2 separate regions of the Mus musculus genome follow, and region 2 is linked to region 1. The links are chromatin loops, found by intact Hi-C in ENCODE. Cell type or tissue: heart. All regions are shown on one strand. Each heading gives the region's core, and the rest is flanking DNA. Links, peaks and the distances in the headings are about the cores only.

Region 1 (5,488 bases), core at 366-5,365:
AGAAGAGAGCACTGGGGTGGTGTTCAGCCTCAGCATGGGTACTAACAGAGGTGGTGGCGACAGCAGCAGCAGCAGCAGCGGAAGTGAGAAAATAGCCCGAGAGCTTCAGAGAGCAGGCCATGGCAGGAGACTGTACAGAGAAGAGCCGAAGGTAAGAAACAGTGAAGGGTGGAGTCAGTGAGGTTGAAAGTCCCATCCATGCAAGACTTCCAGAGAGCTGGCGGGGGTTCAGAGCCAAGGGTCCTGATAATTGAGGTTTGCTGCTGTAACACCAGCTGCTGGGTTCTGTGCCCAGAGTGATAGCCTCTGTCCGGAGTTCCTAAGGTTCCAAGCCTGGCTGAGCAATTTTGGAGCAAAAAGCCCCTGACTTTGAGGGCTGTGGCTTGCTTTGACCTGAACCACTTACATGTACTTATATATACTTACATATACTTACATGTATAGTGTAAGCCTCTGCCTTTTAAAGCTTAGAGTCATATACCTCTAGGCCTGTACACCTCTGACTTAGTAAGCCTCTGCTCAAGAGCTCAGAGATGCTAACACCAAGGAAACTATTCTTGCCACTATTTTTTTTCTGAGATTTTGTTTTATGTGTGTGGGTGTTTTGTCTGCACATGCACGTCTGTTCCCCACACGCATGCAGTGCCCGCAGAGGTTAGAAGGTGTCAGTCAGATCTTGTGGAACTTGAGTTACAGATGGTTAACTGCCATTTGGACCCTGGGAAGTGAACAAGGGTCTTCTGGGAGAGCAACCATGCTTCTAACCACTGAGCCATCTCTCCAGCCTCTATCCTTGCCATCTCTGAACACCTAAATAGATAAAAAAAAGACCCTTAGCCAGCCTTTCATGACATTTAGAGTGTTTTACTATAGAGTACAGAACTAGGAGAGTTCGTATGCATCAAACGGCTGACAAGTTTTGAATCCTTTCTGAGGAGTAGTGGACAATGGTACTGGGAGGGGTGGAGAGACATTTCTGTACTTTAGTATTGTTTATAAATGGTCATTGCATTTATTTTGGAAGAAATGCCAAACCAAAGAGCAAGAATGTCCACTAAAAAAGCACTGAGGCTCAGAGCACTATACAAATCTAGTCAGTTTCAAGTCCCCAGGAGGGAGAGGGTGGAGTTAGTCTGGAGTTAGTCAATCTGGAGAGTAGGGTGAGATTGGGGATATGGGAATGGGGCTGGGGAGAAGGTACATATACTATTAAGTCATTAACAAATGGTAATGTAGTTCTTCCAATTAATAGTGAAAGTGTTTGTGGGGGTTGAAAACATTTACCCAGAACCTGGACTCCACCTGTGTTTGCTTTTCTGTCACTGTGACAAGTTTATGACCATTTAAAATGAGTAAAAAAACAAAACTGTATTTGGCTCACAGTTTCAGAGGTGTGGTACATGGTCACTTGGTTCCATTGCTGTGGACTTGAGGTGGGGCTGGACACGTGGCAGGGTGTGTGTGATGAAATAAAGCAGCCCCTCTCACGGCAAACACGAAGCAGACAGCAATGACAGGAAGAGGCCATTGCAACACAGTCCCTAAGAACACACCTCCAGTGATATACTTCCTTCAGTTAGCCCCACCTCCTGCTTTTCCATGGGCAATGGAGCTGTGCAATCAGTATTAACCTCTGATTAGGCCAGACTCTCAGGATCTAATTATTGTCCCAAAGTCCAGCATTAGGCAAAACAAGCAGCAGGGAAGGAGTGTGTGTGTGTGTGTGTGTGTGTGTGTGTGAGAGAGAGAGAGAGAGAGAGAGAGAGAAAGAGAGAAAGAGAGAGAGAGACCATATCCAAGTTTTATCACTATGAACCAAACTGAACCTGGGGCTATACATGTGTGCAGAACTAGGTCTTGAAGCATCAACAAATTCTACATTTAATAATTTTTCTCTTGGGTGTGAGATGGGTGAGGTAGCTGAACTAGGAGGAAGGACTCTTATTTTTATGATAATGACAAAGATAATGTAACTTTCTTTGTAAATGTAAAATTAATACAGGAAGTAACATGGTCAGTGTTTGTTGCTATCTCGTACTTGCCTAAGTTACATTGGGAGCCGCATGTATTCAAATTTCAAGGCATTATCTAGGGCCCTAGGGATTCCATTTTGCGGGAATATATGCAACTTCAGTTCATTTAGGGTCTCGATTATTTTCTTTTCCTCTAAAAATGTCTTTGATCTGGCACCTAATTTCTTTCTTTTTTTTTTTTTTTTGGTTGTTCTTATAGTAACCATATAAGCCCTTGATTTGAATTCCATTTTGCAGCTGTACACGACCTCATGGACCAACGAGAGGCTTAAAGTTAAAAGTTGGGATTGCCACTAAACTCGGGTTAAGAAGAAGGACTCTAAAGCACGTCTTGGTAGCTCAAATATCGTGGTTTCCGGCCCTTCCCTGGCTCGCAGCTCGCTCGGGAGGCTAACGTTAGGGGAGCATCCCCCAGGGTGAGCCCTCGGTGCAGGTCCCTCTGGGCTTTAACTTCGGGGCTGCTCGGAGGCCCGGCCTGAGTCAGCGCGGCGGCCGAGAAGTTGGGCGCGAGGCGCAGGGCGGGGCTTCCTCCTCTTCCTCCTCCTCCTCCTCCGATTCGAGCCCCGCTCTACTTTTCCGAGTCCGCGTCTCTTCCTCCGTCCGGGCGCGTGTTCCTCCAGCTCCGACCAGGCGGACGTGACAGCCGCAGACCTTTAACGCCACAGCCCGGGGCGGGGAAGCTCTCCGCGGCAGCCAGGACAGCCCGGCTCCGCTCGGCCGCACGCAGGCTCCTCCGGAGCGGCCGCGCGTCTCCTCGGGCCCGGCCCGTCCTCCACCTCGCTGGGTCGCCGCAGCATCCCGGGCTATGGAGACCGGCTCCGACTCAGGTCAGAGGCCGCGTGCTTGCGTGCGGCTGAGGGAATGAGGCTCAGGTCCAGGGGTTGGCCCGCCGCGTCTGCGTCTCCCGCTCCGCGCCGGGGAAGCTTGGCGGCGGCAGGTGGGCAGGACGCGGCGCGAGCGAGGCAGCGAGGGCGGGCGAGCGGGCGCGCGAGGGGCCGGCGGAGGCGGAGGGGGAGGGGGGAGGATGGCTCAGCTCTTTCTAAATATAAGAGCCGGCGTGAGGCTAGCAAGCCGGGCGCCGAGCCGAAGAGCCGCCGCGCGGTCACTCGGCCGCACGGGCGGCAGCGGCTCCTCCGAGGCGCGAGGCTGAGAGGGAGCTCCCGAGTCGCGAGCTCGCGAGGCGCGGCGAGAGCGACGCTCGCAGCGCAGAGGACGCAGGCAGCGGGCGGGCCTCGAGGGCGCAGCGCGGCCCGCGTGAGAGACCCGAGGCGGCTCCGGGCCCCTGCGGCACGGCGCGGCGCGGCGCGGCACCGCACGGCACGGCACGGCGACGGCCGCGAGCCCCCCTCGCCGGCCGCCCGCCCGCCCCTCCCTCGCTCGCTCCCGGGCGCAACATGGCTGCGGCCGCCGCCTCCGCCTCCCAGGACGAGCTGAGTAAGTGCGGCGCGGAGCCTGCAGCTGGGAGCGGGATTTAACTCCACGCAGGACCGGGGCTGGGCCCGGCCAGACACGGGAGGCTGGGGGGGCGCGGGGCCGGGCAAGTGGGTGTGCGGTGGTCTCGGCACGGGGCTCCGGGGCTCAGGCCTGGCGGGAGGGCGGGCGAACAGGCGCGGGCCGCCGCCGCGGGCGCTCGTAGGCCGCAGGTTTGCAATGTCACGTCGTGAAATTGAAACCAGAGCCCCGGGCTTAGCTACCCCTGCTCGAAATCTGCTTCGGCCCGGGCTTTGGGGGGATCCCGGGCCCCTGGCTTGCTACCGGAGCTGGCGCGCGGCCTGTCGCCCCCAGGTCGGACTGTGTCCACCCGTCCGTTCCGTCAGACCCCCCGCATGTCCCTTGATTCTGACTGACGGGCGAATTCTGGACGTGGAGCTTTGGGGAAGGGGAGAGGGTTGCCTTTCCCGCACCTCCAAGGAATCGGCAGAAAGGTCACAGATGGGAGATGACTTTCAGGTTGAAGCTGTAAAGGCCAATAGGGCCGCTGTTAATGGCAGAAAAACAAAACAAAACAAAAAACAAAACGAGGGTGACGGAGCTGTCAGAAAGGAGAGAGTCCCACTCCATGCCAAGCGTTGCGATTTTCCAGGGGATGACGATCCAAGCTCGCTGGGAGCAGTGGTCGCCCTTAATGCCAGGCCGCCCAGCCTGCTGCCCGTGTTCCACTCTATGCTTTGTGGGAAGTGTAGTTCTAGGATGTTGTCAGCCTATTCTGGGGTCATAAATATTCAGTTTTCGTGAGATATGTAGGATAATCGATTGCGTTTTGGGTGGTTGGTTCAAATGCTTTAGGGTATTTACGAGAAACCTACTCCCCTATGTTGCCCTTCAGTAAAGACTAACAAAGAAAGGTGTTATTTGAGGATGATGTGTATTTTAAATGCCAGCATGGGTGAGGTGTTGTAAGCGTATGTTTGTGAAGCTTATGTTATTAAAGCGTCTCAATCGCCATGTGAAAGTAGTTAAACTTAATTTATGTTTCTTTGGTGCTTGGCATTTGAAAGCTACTTTTATGAACGTGATCTCACTTTTGCCCTCATAACAACCTTGTGTGGCAGGTAGGTAGGAATTATCCCTTGTTTCAAAGAGGAGGCATAAACGTTTAGAGGGATTAAGTTCCATGCTGCTTTGAACTGGTGGAGCAGGAGTGCTAGTTGCTCGGTTGGAAGCTGAAGTACGCGTTTGGTTTGGCTCTGGGAAGAAAGGAGACTCTGAGGAGAGCAAGAAGAGGGAGGTCTCCGGTACGGAGAGGTAGATGGAGGTGGCCACAGTGTTGAGTGTTTGCCTCACAGTCCCAATGGAACCAACACTTGACCTTTGAAGAGACCAATTTCTCAGTTTTATTTTTCAGTGTTTTTATGGTGGTGTGATACGCATCACAAGATTTATCATCCTAACCATGTTTTAAGTGTGAAGTTCAGGGTCATTGTGTACATGGACTCTGTTGTGCAATCACCACCTCCGTCCATCTTCAGGATTCTTCCATCTTTCAAGACTAAAATTCTGTAATTGTTAAACAACTCCTTCCCTCCTCTTCCTTGAATCCCCTGGCAGCCACTTTTCTGCTTTTTGTCTCTGAACTTCACCATATAACTTTTCACTGTTTGTCTCCCCCCCACTCCCCACCCCGTTTTGTGGCTGTGTTTTTTTTTTTTTAATTTAGTATAATGTCTTCAAAGTTTATCCTTGCTATAACATCTGCCATGATTTTCTTTCTAAGATTGAATAATTCTCTCTTGCATGTAATACATTTTCTTATCCATTCATCTTACTATGGATGAATGCTTCCAAATTTTAGTTGCCATCCATAATGCTGCAGTGGTCCTCCTTTCAGTTCTTTTGGGAATAACCCTTAACTTTTGAGGAACTGCCGCTTTCTTTGTTTCACTTTTGTGGTTCTGGGGATTGAAGCCAGAGCCTTTGACATTAGTATGAAGTGCTAGTATGTGAGTGCTCTGCCA
Region 2 (5,488 bases), core at 173-5,172, 88 kb before region 1:
CTGAAGCGCTCCTAGCCGCCTAGTGCGGCACAGTCCACACGCAGGACTAGCCACACGCCACCTTCTCGACCTCGCTACTTCATCCGCTGCCGTAGGAACTCTGGGCACTGGCATCCTGTCTCCAGGCCTGGACATTGCCCCCCCTCTAACCCAAACTGAAGATGAACTTAGACAATTGCACTGTCTCTCTCCCAGGAGCCCTGAAAGACCGTGGCCTTTTTGTTCTCTGTTTCTCTGCTTATTTATATTTTAGAGCAAACAATTATTTGCCCGGAGGATGTAAAACGTTTAGTAGTACCCCCATACGGTCCACAAAAGTGCCTGTAACACCATTATCCCTAATTGTGACAATCAAAATACAGCTTAAGATCTTGCAAATGCCTCCAGGGAAATCAGGAGGTGGAGTGGGGAGAGGACGTGCTCCATTAAGTTTAAATTTCAGATAAACCACAGTTTTTAAATGTGTAATTTATTTGTTGCTGTGACCAAATACCTGCAAGCAGCAACATCAAAGATGAAGGATTTATTTGGGTTTAGGGTTCTAGGGAATACGGCCCCCACAGTCCAGAAGGCCTGGCAACAAAGTTGCTAGTTACACATTATCTGAAATTAGAATAAAGGAATGAAAAGGGTGCCAAATTTATTTTCTCCTTTTTATTTGATCCAATGCCTCACTATGTATGATGGTGATGTGTCCATGTTGTTCTTACCTCAGTTACACCCTTCTGGAAAACAGCCTCACACACACTCAGAGATGTGTTTCCATGGTGATTCTAAATCCAGTCGGGTTGATAATGAATGACCAGTATATCCCACATGACTGACTTTATAGTTTCCCAGGTCTATGATGGCAACTGGCTAACAACTAATAGATAGGGATCTATCCATTGGGATTGGTCTGTACACCAAGTGAAGATTTGATAGACAATGTTAGATATTCAGGAAGAATACAATTAAATTTTTCTAGTATCAACATGGACTTTAGCCTCTATAAACCTCAATTATTTCATTTCAAATAAATTCAAAGTGAGCCAAAATACCAATACCTCTTTCAAGACGGGGAGTTTCTATTAATAGTCACATTTGCAGGTTTGACGAGTACTCACACTGTGGTGGTTTGAATAAGAATGGTTGCCACAGGCTCCGATACTTGAATGCTTAGTAGCCAGGGAGTGAGGGGATTCTTGGTAAGACTTGAGAGAGATGGTCTTGTTGGAGGTAGGCTTTTGAGTTTTTCAAAAGCCCACATCTGCTCCCCCTCACCCCCACTCTCTCTCTCTCATACACACACACACACACACACACACACACACACACACACATACACACACACACACACACACACACACACGGGGGGGGGAGAGAGAGAGAGAGAGAGAGAGAGAGAGAGAGAGAGAGAACTAAACCTGTGAAACTCTAAGCAAGACTCAATGCCTTCATTTATAAGAGCTGTCTTGGTCATGGTGTCTATTCACAGCAATAGAACAGCGACTAAGACAGCTAATTCGGACCACTGCAGGATGTCTCAGAATTAAAATTTTTCAAAGTGTAACCAGACGGTGATGGCGCACCATACCTTTAATTTCAGCACTCAAGGAGGCAGAGGTAGGCAGATCTCTATGAGTTTGACCATAGAGTGATCTACAGAATGACTTTCAGGACTGCCAGGGCTACACAGAGAAATCCTGTCTCAAAAAAAAAAAAAAAAAAAAAAAAAAAAAAAAAAGTAAAATAAAAAAGTTTCAGGGGCTGGTGAGATGGCTCAGTGGGTAAGAGCACCCGACTGCTCTTCCGAAGGTCTGAAGTTCAAATCCCAGCAACCACATGGTGGCTCACAACCACCCGTAATGAGATCTGATGCCCTCTTCTGGTGCGTCTGAAGACAGCTACGGTGTACTTACATATAATAAATAAATAAATAAATCTTTTAAAAAAAAGTTTCAAAGTATATATATATATGTATATATATATACACACACACACACACACACACTTTGGCTGATCTACAGTTACAGTTGTACACCAAGCTAGCCTTAAATTAATTTGTGGCAATCTTACCACCTCTGCCTCCTGAGTGCTAAGGTTAAAGCCTGAGCTATCCTGCCTGTCTTTTTTTTTTTTTTTTTGATGTGAGTACACTGTAGCTGTCTTCAGACCCACCAGAAGAGGGCGTCAGATCGCCTTACAGATGGTTGTGAGCCACCATGTGGTTGCAGGGAAGTGAACTTAGGACCTCTGGAGGAGCAGTCAGTGCTCTTAACCACTGAGCCATCTCTCCAGCCCTTATTGTTATTATTTTTAACAGTATTTTTTAGAAGCTGGCTTGAACACTGTTTTGAACTTCTTCCTGGTGATATTTATCATGTGTACCTCACTGCAAGTTGACTAATAACTGTCCTAATGATGCGAGAGACATGGTTAGTAGTGTGGAAACAATATCAATTTCATAGCTAGCACTATTTTTTAATTTAGCCAGACTTGTATGAACATAATCTCTTTGGCCTTCTCAACACATGCCCACTTTTTATGAAGAGGGAAGAGTTGTAAGTGATGTGCATCCCTGTAATCCTAGCACTCAAGATATAAAGATAGAGGATTGAGATATTGAGTCTAGCCTGGGCTACTTGGTACAATCTTTTTGAAAGAAAGAAAGAAAGGAAGGAAGGAAGGAAGGAAGGAAGGAAGGAAGGAAGGAAGGAAGGAAGGGAGAAAGAGGTTAATTTGTATTTTACCCTATTGTTTTTGAAATCCATCCACCTAAGAAGGAGAAAATTCTCCCTGTGTTAACTGCAATTCTCCTCATATCCAGCATTTGGCACCACTTAACTAACTAATCACCACAGGAAGCAAGTGGTCTTTCTGATTTCCCCACTCTTCTGGCATTCATATTTGGAATAAGCAAAACAATACTAGTCCACACAACCCATCCCTATTGTGCATCTATATACTGTATCCCCTGGACTATGGCTTCTTGCTTGTTGCCACTAGAAAGCCACAGAAAAATAGAGCTAGGCAGAGATTTTGAAGAGGAGTCTTCCTGGTCCTGTTTCCCCGCAGCTTGTTCCCATGCACCCAACAGACAGCATGCTGGTTCCCAAACTGTCCACCAGAGGGTGCTATCACTCCTGCACAATTTTGCACGTCTTCTGCCAAAAATCCATACTTTTAATGTTTGCCTAACCTTACTCAGAATCTATGAACTACTTTTCTAATTCCAAGAGAGTCAAATGAATTAAAGGAGAAATTTAAATTTAAAATCAACCCAGTGCCTACTCCTGGAAAATCTTCTATCAAGCTGAAAGCATTGATCTTTGTTTGTTTGTTTGTTTTGTGAGACCCCAACTTAGAGTGTTTCTCCCTGGAAGGTAAAGCCCCTGGACGTTCCCCAAGCTTGTTTTCCCTGATCTCTAAAAATACAGCTAGAAAAAAGCTCTTTGTTCTCTATAGCTAGCAAAAAGCCTTTTTGTTTCTATACTTTACAACTAGAGATGTAATAATTGTAAAAGACCCAGCCAGGCACTTGCCTGGCTTCCTGTGCCGAGGACACGGAGATAAAAATTCAGAAAGAACTCACTCCCCACTCCTTCTGCCTCATAAATTTCACCAAGGACACCCGAAAGAGCAGAACTCTGCCCAGCTTCTCCCACTCCTCCCAACTCCTCCCAATTCCTCAGCTAGCTGTTAAAAGCCCCCTACTGTCACCGCTAAGGGTTGAACTCCCCTGCCCTGCACAGTGGAAGGAGTTTGCATTAGGTGTGGTTTTCTCTCGAGTCATTGGGGTGCTGGCCAGCTCATCCCGGGACTTGAGCAGAGGCCCAGCTTCGGGGGTCTTACAGTTTTAGCTAACTATACTATTTAAACTCTGGCAGGTTTAATAGAGAAAAGATATTTGAAAGATCTCCTAATTTCAATTAAATCAGATTTGGTGACAGTTTCCTGAAATCTGCCCTGGCTGTTAAACACTGTATCCTTCTGAAACAAAACAAGCCTGGAACATGAAAAGAGATATGAATTCTTAAAAAGAGATAAACAAAAGATATACTAAGAGGATATCCACATCACTGAACAACAAATGATTCAGCTTTTCAGCCATGTCTGTGTCATTGCCAGATCCCTTGCTTATCAAGAAAATTTTATTGGCTGGTGATAGAGAAGGCTCAGTGAGTATCGGCACTTGCTACCAAGTCTGACAACTTCTTTGATCCCTGAGACCCACTCAGGGAAGGAAAGACTTCTACAAGAATGCTGTGGAATACACATGTGAATGTGCATGCACACAAGGGTACATGCTTGCACATACACACACACACACACACAATATGATTTTTTTTCTCCTGAAAGACCCTGTGCCCTCAAAGTCTTTGGCTCTGATCCCACGTCTAATTGAATGTAAGCAACCTAGACCACGTGAAGCATAAACTGTCACCACTGTCAAAATAAAAGTTTCAGCGAGACAGACAAAGGGTATTTTCAAGGGTGAGGATGTGAGGAGGAGGCTATGCCATCAGGACTCGGTGCCACACGGCTTAAGCTGAAAAAGAAGTGCTACGGGAACCTCCTAGCGCACTGTGTGACTAATCAAAGCAAAACAAAAGCAAGGGTAAAGTGGGAACCACCAGAAATGACCATTTAAATACCAGCACAAAATAAAACATCACCATCTGAGGTGAAGATATTTAAAAGAATCATATGCCTGAAAACACTGAATGGAGAGACCCAGGGTTAGGAACAGTTAAAGGCCGAGGGGGTAAGTGGGAAGATCGGGATGGATCCTGGTGCCCAGACACCCAGCACCCAGTTTAGTAAAGAAATGCATCTCTCCCCCTCCCCCCTCCTCTCCACCCCCCCCCCCTGTGTGTGTGTGTGTGTATGTGTGTGTGCCCTGTGTGTGGGAGGAGGCCCAGAAGAGAGCACCAAATCTCAGTGAAGCTGAAATGGCAGGCAGTTCTGAGCCATCATCTTAATTGATGAACAATTCATTTAAAAATGTTAAACTTAAAAAAATGACCTAACTCTTGGAGTGCAAGTCCCAAGGCAAAAACCACAAATAACATGAAAAAAGCAAATCAAGGTGACCTAACTCCCTGAAAGTCACTAATTCCACAGTAACAGCCAGCCCCTGTGCAGGACTTCCTGCTTGAAGGGTAGACAAATCAAATTGTGTTCACGGAGTAAGCATTTGGACATAGTACAAAAGTCCTTGTTTGTTTTCTACATAAGAGAGTAAATTAAATTAGTCTTGTGGTTTGCTGTTGCTATCTTGAGATAAGGTCTTCCTATGTTGCCCTGGTTGGACTGGAACTTGCTATATAGACCAGGCTGGCCCTGAGCTCACAAAAATCTTCCTGCCTCTACCACCCCAGTGCTGGGATTAAACCCCATCAACACCCAGTTAAATTTGTCTTCTTTAAGTGGTGTGAAAAGAAAATTCTAAAACATACTGTTACACTTACAAAGTGAACGTCAGGTTTTCCAGGCATTGTGTAAC

The links. A loop is a pair of places that touch in the nucleus more often than their neighbours do. Peaks named below come from ENCODE experiments on the same cell type or tissue, not always from the same donor. Only the 100,000 strongest peaks of a DNase experiment are listed, where the experiment ranks them.
Region 2: a loop joins it to region 1, with 2.7 times the contacts of the local background. A loop is called at or near these places in 6 of 42 quality-filtered maps.

The regions. Positions count from the first base shown.
Region 1 is chr4:58,909,848-58,915,335 of GRCm38, reverse strand. Ecpas (Ecm29 proteasome adaptor and scaffold) reads left to right here and starts at 2,587. Exons shown (of 49, transcript NM_172381.3): 1 at 2,587-2,860. The coding sequence starts at 2,839. In heart, for the core only: no CTCF peak of the experiment used is centred there; DNase peaks (open chromatin) are centred at 2,545, 2,965, 3,765, 4,155 and 1 weaker place; H3K4me3 peaks cover 2,936 bases; H3K27ac peaks cover 2,168 bases.
Region 2 is chr4:58,997,482-59,002,969 of GRCm38, reverse strand. It overlaps a transcript of Dnajc25 not described here. Among named protein-coding and RNA genes, the nearest start is that of Dnajc25, 3.0 kb to the left of the region's middle. In heart, for the core only: CTCF peaks have their summits at 2,162 (motif pointing right) and 3,106 (motif pointing right); no DNase peak of the experiment used is centred there; H3K4me3 peaks cover 127 bases.